2 separate regions of the Mus musculus genome follow, and region 1 is linked to region 2. The links are chromatin loops, found by intact Hi-C in ENCODE. Cell type or tissue: heart. All regions are shown on one strand. Links, peaks and the distances in the headings refer to the core of each region. The heading gives the core; the rest is flanking DNA.

Region 1 (5,392 bases), core at 213-5,212, 230 kb before region 2:
CCACTTTTTGGCCCTGGCATTCCCCTGTACTGGGGCATATAAAGTTTGCAAATCCAATGGGCCTCTCTTTCCAGTGATGGCCGACTAGGCCATCTTTTGATACATATGCAGCTAGAGACAAGAGCTCCAGGGTTCTGGTTAGTTCATAGTTCATATTGTTGTTCCACCTATAGGGTTGCAGATCCCTTTAGCTCCTTGGGTGCTTTCTCTAGCTCCTCCATTGGGGGCCCTGTGATCCATCCAATAGCTGACTGTGAGCATCAACTTCTGTGTTTGCTAGGCCCTGGCATAGTCTCACAAGAGACAGCTATATCTGGGTCCTTTCAGCAAAATCTTGCAAGTGTATGCAATGGTGTCAGCGTTTGGAGGCTGATTATGGGATACAAAAAATGTGGTACATATACACAATGGAGTACTAACTACTCAGCTATTAAAAAGAATGAATTTATGAAATTCCTAGGCAAATGGTTGGACCTGGATGGCATCATCCTGAGTGAGGTAACCCAATCACAAAAGAACTCAAATGATATGTACTCACTGATAAGTGAATATTAACCCAGAAACTTAGAATACCCAAGATATAAGATACAATTTATGAAACTCAAGAAGAATGAAGACCAAAGTGTGGACACTTTGCCCCTTCTTAGAATTGGGAACAAAACACCCATGGAAGGAGTTACAGAGACAAAGTTTGGAGCAGAGACAAAAGGATGGGCCATCTAGAGACTGCCATATCCAGGGATCTATCCCATAATCAGCCTCCAAATGCTGGCCATTTCTTCTAACCTTCTGGCTCCTTCTTATTCTCTAGCTCCTTCTGTCTTCAGCTGTGTCTCTGTTAAATTGTCCCTGTAAAACTGCCTCCTCTCTTCTTTCTTCTCTATCTCTATTTCTGTCTCTGTCTCTGTCTTCCTCCTCCTCCTCCTGCTGCTTCTTCTTCTTCTTCTTCTTCTTCTTCTTCTTCTTCTTCTTCTTCTTCTTCTTCTTCTTCTTCTCTCTCTCTCTCTCTTTCTCTCTCTCTCTCTCTCTCTCTCTCTCTCTCTCTCTCTCTCTGTCTCTTTCCTGCTCTCTTAAGTTGCTTTACTTTTCTGTCTGTTTTCATGAGACATCGGCCTATCTTATTTCTGACTCATTCTGTCAAAACTTTCTCTGATTTGTCACATTGTCTACTCCTCAATTAGATGTCACTTTCAAACATAGATGGCTATTTCTATGAACTAACTTTACCTTGTTTGGTAAAGGGTCTGTCTGTATTCTAGCCAGAGTGATGAAAATTATGTACTCAGTGTTTGTATTCCAGCTGGAGCACACAGACCTAAGCCTTTGGATATGATCACTTGCCAGAGTAGCCATGCTTCTAGATTAAAGTTCCTCTATAGTCCACATTCTTGCCAGTATGTTTTGTCATTTGTTTTATTGAAATTGCCACTCTGACTTTGGTAATTTGAAATCCCAAAGTAATTTTTATTTTTACTTCCCAGATGAGTAAGAAGTTGAACATTTTAAAAACTTTTTCTCAGCCATTTGTGTTTTATCTTTATGGACTCTATGTACCTAATTTTTAATTAAGTTGTTTGTTTTCTTGATATTTAGTAGTATTTTAAATTCTTTATATATTCTATATACTAACCCTATATCAGATGTGTAATTGGTAAAGATCCTTTTCAATTTATTAGGGAGCAGCTTTGTCCAAATGACAATGTCCTTTGCCATTTAAGCGTTTGAGTTTCATGAAATTCCAGTTTTTAACTGTTTATCTTAAGGCCTATGCTTCCCTGTGCCTATAAATTCAAGCCTATTCCTCTACTTTCTCTTCTATTAGATTCAGAGTATCTGGTCTTATGCTGAGTTCTTTGATGCATTCAGAATTGAGGATTGTGCCAATAGATAGACAAGGGCCTGTTTTAATTATTCTACACACTCCTAACTAGTTTGACCAGAAATATTGCTTGAATATGATGTCTTTTCTCCAGTACATAATTTTGACTTCTTTGTCAAAACAAACAAACAACAACAACAACAAAACCCAACCAACCAAACAAAAAACCTGTTGTGTTTAGATGGTGGAATTATGTCAGCATTTTCAATTTGATTCTATTGATCAATATATCTGTTTTAGTGTCAGCAACATGCTGTTTATTATGAAAGCTCTGTAATACTACTTGAAATATGGGATGGCAATAACTCCAGCAGTTATTTCATTATTCAGGATTGTTTTAGATATTCTGTTTTCTTTTCAATTCTGTAGTCTGCTCTTTGAAATAAGTCATCTTTGGACTAAATAAGAATCATTCTTAGATGACTTCTTTTACTTTTACATGTTCAGTATTATTTTGGCACCTTGCAATAAAAGTTATTTAGATGAATCTGATATTAACTCTCATATCTATCATTTTAAAATTAAGTTGTATTATGCAAGGAATAAAACTAAAGCAGAAACTCATAGTTGTAATAATTTAAAACTTTAAATTCAATGTCCAACACTCCCAGACAACTAGAAATTAAGAAGACTGTCTCTTTAAAAATAGGCAAGCCCCAAAACTCCATAAAATTTCTCTCACATTCATGAATAAATCAAACTATGCATGCATAGGCGAATGTCTAATGAGCACATAGGAGCAAATCAGTTTGCACTCTAAAGTGCTAAGCTGCGAAGATTTCCTGCACACCATAATGTTGTCAGAATTGACATTTAAATCTTTCTAATGGGGATACTTAATTGAAAGCTCAGAAGGACTATGACATGGAAATAATGGTAGTATCCTCAGGACTAAACGTTCATCCTAAGATGAAGGCCAAAGTAAGTCCCTGTCTAGAAAATTATAGAATGAAAACCACACAAGTTCAAGACAATTTAACCATTCTTTCCTAGAAGGAGATGCACAGGTCTTGGAAGGTTACTGAAACTTGTTAATGTCAGGAAGCTTGGAAGGTACAAGACTCTTAAGGCTCCTCCTCAAGGTCTTGAAAGATGCAGTGAGTGTACAGCGGCTGAGATGAGTCAGACTGAGAACAGCTTCAGAGATGTACAGAGAACTAGCGGATGCAGACTTCATTGTTTACCACCAATGTTGGAGTGGGCTCTTGCTGAGGCAGTTACCTTTGAGTGACCCATACTTCTGAAAGGAAACTTCCAACAACAGTGTAGAAAACGGCTCAAGTAAATTCACCGGTTCACTAAGCTAGACCTGGGTAGAGGTGTTGGTTAAGTTTCTAACCAGTGTGCTGTCTGGAATGAATGGGCATTTGCTTAAATCCCCCCAGGAAAACACTAACCTGCAAAAGGATGCTATGGCCCATAATTGTACATGATTGACAGTGTGTGAATGTTAACAAAGTACTATCGTTGTGAAATGAATAAAGGAAAACTGGACTCACAGATAAAAGCAAAAGTAGGTAACAGGAAAAAACATGCTTAAGACGACTCGAATGTTAGTATCAAAGACTGAATTTTAAATTGGTGTGTGTGTACGTGTGTGTGTGTGTGTCTATTGTGAAGGATTTAAATTAAATGATGGTGAACATATGAAGAATCTAGGAAAAAACCTATTTTGCTGGGTAGATTTTCATCAATTTGACACAAGCTAGAGCCATTTGGAAATACCATGTTTCCCCAGATCCTTGTGAACAATCCCATCAATTTACATGAAGTTGATTCAAAACCTCAATCAATAGACACATTTTCACATTTTAACCTTACGATTATTAGAGCTCAGTCAACTGCAGGTAAAACTGAGGAACCTAAAATCATAAAGGATGTATGGATTATATATGTGGGTTGTGAAGACTATGACATACATAGATATAAAACCCTTAAATTATAGGTTTGTAGTAGCAAAACAAGCAAAAGGAGGTTGACAGAGTCCTGTATTGGCAAAGCTATAATTTTTCATAAGGTACAAACACTACCTATAAGAAGGATGTCATCAGAATTAACCTTTGCAATTATTCGTCTAAAGCAAATCTGAATAATTACATGCTTAGTGTTAATTATGCTATTTAAGGAAAATAGACCTAATATTCCAATTTAAAAGTGGAGATTGTGCTGCTGGTTTAAAAATAAATAAAAAAGCCAAGTTTCAATGATGTGTTGTTTATACATAATTTGCTTATTGTAAAAATGTGATGTCATGAGGTTAAAGTGTAAGGATAAGAAAATCTACATTATACAACTGATAAGAACTGATAGCTGATGTGAATATATTAAAACAATACAAAATGCATCTCAAGACAACTTCCTCTTAGAAATAGGACCGTGTTTTTGTGTATGATTTCCTGGAGATAAAAGGAAAGATTAACCAAGACGGCATTCAATCATATGCATATGATTAGGTCCATAAAACCATATGCACCTGATAATAGAGTGAGAGCTATATACATCATGAACAAGGACAGAAAATATCCCTACCAGACTGGACTGGGGCAAGCCTGTGGGAGCTGTCTTGACTGATGATTGTTGAGGGAATGCCTACTTCTGGTAGTGACATCTCTAGGAAAGTGGTTCTGGGTCCACCCCAGAATTGCTGATCAACCTATGAGGAGAAAGCCAATAAACGGTTCTTCTCCATGGCCTCGGTTTCAGGTCCTGCTCCCAGGTTTGCCTTGAATTCCTGATCTAATTTCTCATAGCCCGTTGCATCATATGATCAATCTCAAGCATTGGGGGGTGGGGGTAGGGGTTGGTGAATTTTTTTTCTCTTTCTTTTTTTAAATTTTAATTGGTTCTTTGTGCATTTCCCACCATGCACCTCAATCCACTCATCTTGCCCTCTCCTAGTACTCACCCCCAACAGAGGAAAAAAATGTAGTGTAGTATCATAGTGGATCCCACAGTATATCTTTTCTCTGCATTTCTTGCGTGTAAATATTTATTGCAGTGAATTGTCTGTCCCAGGGTCATTTCTATCTAGTGCTCTCAGTTCCAGGAGGCATTCTTCTAGTCTGTAGCTTGCTATTGTTACTATTTAACTGCACACAGGGGCCTATCATAAGATTATTTGAAGCAGTTTTGAATGAACATGATCCTTCCTGGACAATTGCTATTACTATAATTATCTTCTCGAATGTGGCAAAAAAGGATATACAGGAGGACATATCACCTAAATTCACAAGCCACCAGAGGTGGTTTTTGCTAGGAGACTCTCAATAAAATTATATACTTTTCACCTAATCCCTGCCTACTGCATGTTCTTGTGTGTGCATTCTGAGATGTGATTTCCTGCCCACTGCCCCTGCATTCCTCCTTCTGATTCTAGCCCCTGAGGGAATGATTTCTTGGCTATGCTACTGGGTCTCTGTACGCAGCCCTGAGCTAACCTGTAAGCTGAAAGCATGATACCAGTTGCACAGATGTCCTGTGACAAACATCCCAACATTCCTATCAAATGCTGGG
Region 2 (5,392 bases), core at 216-5,215:
TTAGGACACTAGTAATCAAACACCTTCTCTTCCAACTGAATATTTTTTTTTCAAAATGTGATACAATTCAGATAAACTATTCATATTTCTGAAAAGTGTAATTCAACATTTTCAGTGTACTTATAATGCTGCCTGTCCATTGCCACTCTCCAACTCTATAACATTTCTTAATACAATACCACTAACAGCCACTCACCGCTCCCTGCTCCCCACTGCTTCTAATAACCACTTATGTATTTTTGTCCCAATGAGTTCATTTATTTCAGACATTTAAAAAAAATGGAGACATAGAACATGTAGCTTTGTGTATCTAGTTTCCTTCACTCAACCTACCATTTTAAAAATTCATTCATGCCTTATCCTTTATGGGGACTATATAATACTTTGCAGAAGATACACAGTTTTGTTGATCCATTTACCAGTTGGTGGTCATCTGGGCTGTTTCCACCTTCTGACAATTATGAATAACATTTCTGTGAGTATTCATGTGGTCATGTTAGTTGTGCATGTTCTTTCAGTTAAAATAGTAGCATTACTGAGGTATATGGTAATCTCCGAGTGATTTCATATTAGAGGCAGCATGATATAAAGATCACACAATTTTCCTACATTTTTTAATCATTGGTTTTGCTTAGAAGGCATAATGAAAATTCTGTGTTCCACTTTTAACTTTAGAAATAACAACAGTCTCTTCTTATGTTTAGTGTTTTCACAAATGTTTTCCATTGGAACTATCTAATGGATGTCGAATTAGTCATGCAGACATTAACAATGCACTATATATAAAACACTTTTTGAAACTGTTGATATAGCTAATTACTACTTTAAATTATTTAAACTGGTAGGTGTATTAAGAAATACTTTCCTAATAAGTATTGAAACAGCTTATGTAAATTAGAATGAAGATACTTAAGTCCTGTATTAGTTAATGTGAGTAGATTGTACTTTCAGATTTGAATTCAGATGTCCTTGGAAGATAATGCTTTTAAACAATGTTCCCACTTGTACTCTGAAAAAAATCTTCTGGAGGGAATTTAGGGTAAAGAGATAGAGTTTGACTTTGGAATACAAGAGTTGGCAACTCCCCCAAATCTCCCAGGCCCAATAACTTCAATTTATCTCATTACAGACAGGAGATTCAAGATAGCATTTGAAGCATTATTCAAAATTTTCTGTAATAATCACATCTAGTTACTGCTCTGTAAAGGCAGAATCAAATTATGCCCTCACCTTGGCCACAGAGTATTTCATTCCTTTGTGTCATTTTGCCACAGCTTTGAATTTCTTTTATTTTCTTTTGGTGGAAATAGATTTTTCCCTTCATATAATATATCCTGATTACAGTTTTTTTTCCTCTACTCCTCCCAGGTATTGGCCACCTTCCTCCCATCTGGATTCACTTTCTTTCCTTCATTTAGAAAATAAACAGGCAGCTAAGGGAAGATAAATGAAATTAAATAAAATAAACAATAAAATATTGGAACTGGGTAAAACAAATTAACAGAAGGAGAAGATCCCAGGAGAAGGCATAAAAAAGAGATTCCTACTTATTTTCACACTCAGGAATTCTTAAATGGAAACAGAAGCCATAACATGTACTCAGAGAACACGGTACAGTCCTGTGTCGGCCTTGAGCGTGATTCCCCAGTCTGTGTGAGGTCCCATAAACTTTGATTATGGTGATTTAGAGGAACATGTCTTCTTGGTGTTCTCCTGCTCCTCTGATCCTTACATTCTTCCTGCCTCCTCTTATGTGGAGTTCCCTGAGTCCTTGGGGAGACTTTTTATGGAGACATCCCATTTACTATTGTGTGTTCCAAGGAGTCTCATACTCTGCATGTTGTCTGGCTGTGGATGCCTTTATTTGTTTTCATTTGATACAATAGGAAGCTGTTTTGATGGTTGCTGAAAAGATACTGGTCTTTGAGTATAGCGGTATGTCATCAGGAGCCATTTAAAAAAAAAAAGTAGTATTAGGTTTTATTGGAGGACCCTGACTATGGAATCTAAGGTTCTAGGTCACCCAGGGAGTGCCAGGGGTGGGTTCCATCACAAGGGGGTGGGCTTTCAGTCAAATAAGATATTGGTTGGTCACTCCCAATTGCTGGAGCATGATCTTGCAGGAAGGACACAATTATAGATTAAAGGGTTTTTAGGTGGCTTGATGCTTATGTTTTTCTTTTTGTAGCATGACAAGTAACTTCTTGTAGCATAGAAACTAGAACATAGGTGTGAAGGCTCTATGTATGCCCCAGCTTGACTTCTCCATGTTTGATGAGTAATGTAGGCATCCTCAGCAGTGGGGCCATGCTGCCCCTTTGTGGAGAGTATTAACAACAGCCTGGGTCTTTCTGGAATTACCATGGCATCCTTTGGGCCTACAGTTTAATTAGATATACAATAATCTCAGTATTGCAAGCTTTATTTGGTGACAAAGATGGCTTGTTGGGCTTGGTATTTTGCATTATTTGGTGATTTTATTTATATTGCCTTCGTATATGTATGTATTTTAGGAAGTTTCTCTTGTATTTTGTTTTCATACCACCACTTAAATGTTCTTTGATTTTAGCTATCTCTCTCTGTATTCCTCCCACATCCTCCTCTCCTCTCTTCTTCCCTTTCCATGTTGATCCCTTTTCTGACATTCCAGTCTCTTCCACTAACCTTAACCTATAGGTATCTATTCTACTCCCCTTTCCTAATGAGCTCTATCTATACCCCTCAGTTCCTTACACTATACCTAGTATCTGTGGTTCTACAGATTATAGCTTGGCTCCCATTTGCTTAACATCTAATACGCACATACAAGTAAATATATGTCATATTTATCTGTCTGAGTTTGGGTTACCACACTGGATAATTTTTTTCTAGCTTCACCAATTTCCCTGAAAATTTCATGATGCCATGTTTTAATGGCTAAGTAGTACTGTGTTAAATGTGCATTTTCTTTATTCATTACTCTGTTGAAGTACATCTAGGTGATTTCCAATTCCTGACTATTGTGAATAGAGCAGCAACAAATGTTGCTGAACAAATGTCTTTGTGGTAGGATGAAATATCTTTAGGGTATATGCCTAAGGGTAGTACAGCTAATATTGATGGAAATGGAAGGCCATCGTTCTGAGGAACCACCAAAGTGATTGATTTCCTTAGTGCCTGTACAAGTTCACACTCTCACCAGCAATGGCTAAGTGTTCTTGTTCTACACCCTTACCAACACAGGTTGTCATGTGTATTGTTGATCTTGGTCATCCTCACAGGTATAAGATGAGGTCTCAAATGATTTTGATTTGCATTTCCCAAATGGCTAAAGACATTAAATATTTATTTAAGTTTTTGCCAGCCATTTGTATTTTCTCTTTTGAGAATTCTCTATATCTGTCCCTATATTAATGGAGTGGTTTTCTTGATATCTATTTTTTAGTTATTTATATATTTTTGATATTATCCCACTATTGGATAGGTAAATAGTAAAAATCTTCTTTCATTCTGTAGGCTGCTGCTTTGTCTAAATAATGGTGTCTTCTTTTGTTATACCAAAGCTTTTCAGCTTCATGATGTCTCAAGGAGTGCTTATTTTAGTGTCTATACTATTGGTGTTCTGTTCAGAAAGTTATCTCATGTGCCAAGGAGTTCAAAGCTATTCCCAACTTTCTCTTCTATTGGATTCATTGTATCTGATTTCATCTTGGTTTATGTATTTGTTTTCTTCTACACTAAGACATCCTGTTTGACTATCACTGCTTGTTAAAGTTATCTTTTTCTACTATGTTTTTCTGGCTACTTTCTGAAAAAAAAATGTGAGTATAGGTAGGTGGACTTAGGTCTGTATTATTAGTTTTACTCCATAAATCAGGACGTCTGTTTTTATACCAATAGAACATGGTTTTTATTGTTGTAAACATATAGTACAACTTTAAATCAGGTATGATGACATCTCAAGCAATTCTTTTATTGCTCAGCATTGTTGTAGCATTCTTGGGTTTTGTTTGTTTGGTGGGTGTGCATTGTATCAGTAGATTTCATTTTGGTAGGATAGACATATCTATTATGAAAATTCTACCAATCCATTAGCCTGGAAATCTTTCCATCTTCTGATAACTTTTTTGATTTTTTTCTTTAAAGACTTGAAGTTATTGCCATACAAGGCTTTCATTTTCGTGGTTAGAGTTACAAAAAGATTTTTAAAACATATTATTTGAAGCTACTGTGAAAGTTGCAGTTTCCATATATTTTTGTTTGTTTGTTTTTGTTTGTTTGTTTTTTTATCCCCTGCTTCTTGGTCCATTTGTCACTTTTATATAGGATGGGTACTGATTTTTTGAGTTTATTTCTATCCAGCTACTTTACTAAAAGTCTTTATTAGCTGTAGGAGTTTCCCAGTGGATGTTTTAGGGTCACATGTATACTATCATATCTGCAAATAAATACACTCTTAATTCTTTCTCTCTAATTTGTATCTATTTCATCTCCAGTTTTCTTGCTGTTCTAGTTGAGACTTCTAGTACTATATAGAATAGGTGTGGTGAGAGCCATGTTCCTGATTTTAGTGGAATTGCATTGAGTTTCTCTACATTAAGTTGACTGAATTTGGGCTTGCTATAAACTGATTTTATTATATTGAGATAGATTTCTTGTATTCTCCAATCTCTCCATGATTTTAACCATATTTGTAGAGTTAGTTAATACTTGTTTGGTGCTACTATGGTACCTATACTAGATCTGAGTAAAAGGTGTCTAAAGATGTGTTCTATAATGTATCAATTTTGCATTCTTTCTTCTTTGGGACAGATGAAAATGTCATCTCCTGGTAGATGCAGGGAATGAATCCACTTAGATGCATGGATTGTCAAATTTTTAATGAAGTAAAATAGAAGATATTAAACAAGAAAGATAGATTTTACTACTTTAAAGTTTCCATAATGTAGGAGATAGAGATCTATAAATTCGAAGTATGGGCACATCTAGAAGATACAACTGCAATCAAATCAAAATATGATAGGCCCACAGAAAGAATTTGGAAGCCTCATGCTAGGATTTCTGATACTTATTGAGTCTTCTTGGAACTTTTATTCATATTCACATACCCTTCTACAGACATCATCTCACACACATTTTTCAACATAAATTCTGCTGTAAAATTTATGCTACCCAAGCTTTTTTGGGAGAACTCCATTTGGAGTTGATAAGATATGATTGATTAATTTATTACTTGTGTAACAACATTATTCGTGAACTTTTTTATTTTTGTTTCTAGTAACCACTAATCCATCCTATAATCATACTTGGCCATAAACCCAAGATTCAGTCTTAAATCCACCTGTGCCTTCCACCAAATGTGACAAAACACAGGAAATTATGTGAATATTTTCTCGAATTTTATTTAAATCAA

The links. A loop is a pair of places that touch in the nucleus more often than their neighbours do. Peaks named below come from ENCODE experiments on the same cell type or tissue, not always from the same donor. Only the 100,000 strongest peaks of a DNase experiment are listed, where the experiment ranks them.
Region 1: a loop joins it to region 2, with 5 times the contacts of the local background. A loop is called at or near these places in 5 of 42 quality-filtered maps.

Annotation. Positions count from the first base shown.
Region 1 is chr5:69,614,924-69,620,315 of GRCm38, forward strand. No RefSeq gene overlaps it. Among named protein-coding and RNA genes, the nearest start is that of Gnpda2, 25 kb to the left of the region's middle. In heart, for the core only: no CTCF peak of the experiment used is centred there; no DNase peak of the experiment used is centred there.
Region 2 is chr5:69,842,704-69,848,095 of GRCm38, forward strand. No RefSeq gene overlaps it. Among named protein-coding and RNA genes, the nearest start is that of Gm26044, 93 kb to the left of the region's middle. In heart, for the core only: a CTCF peak has its summit at 2,319; no DNase peak of the experiment used is centred there.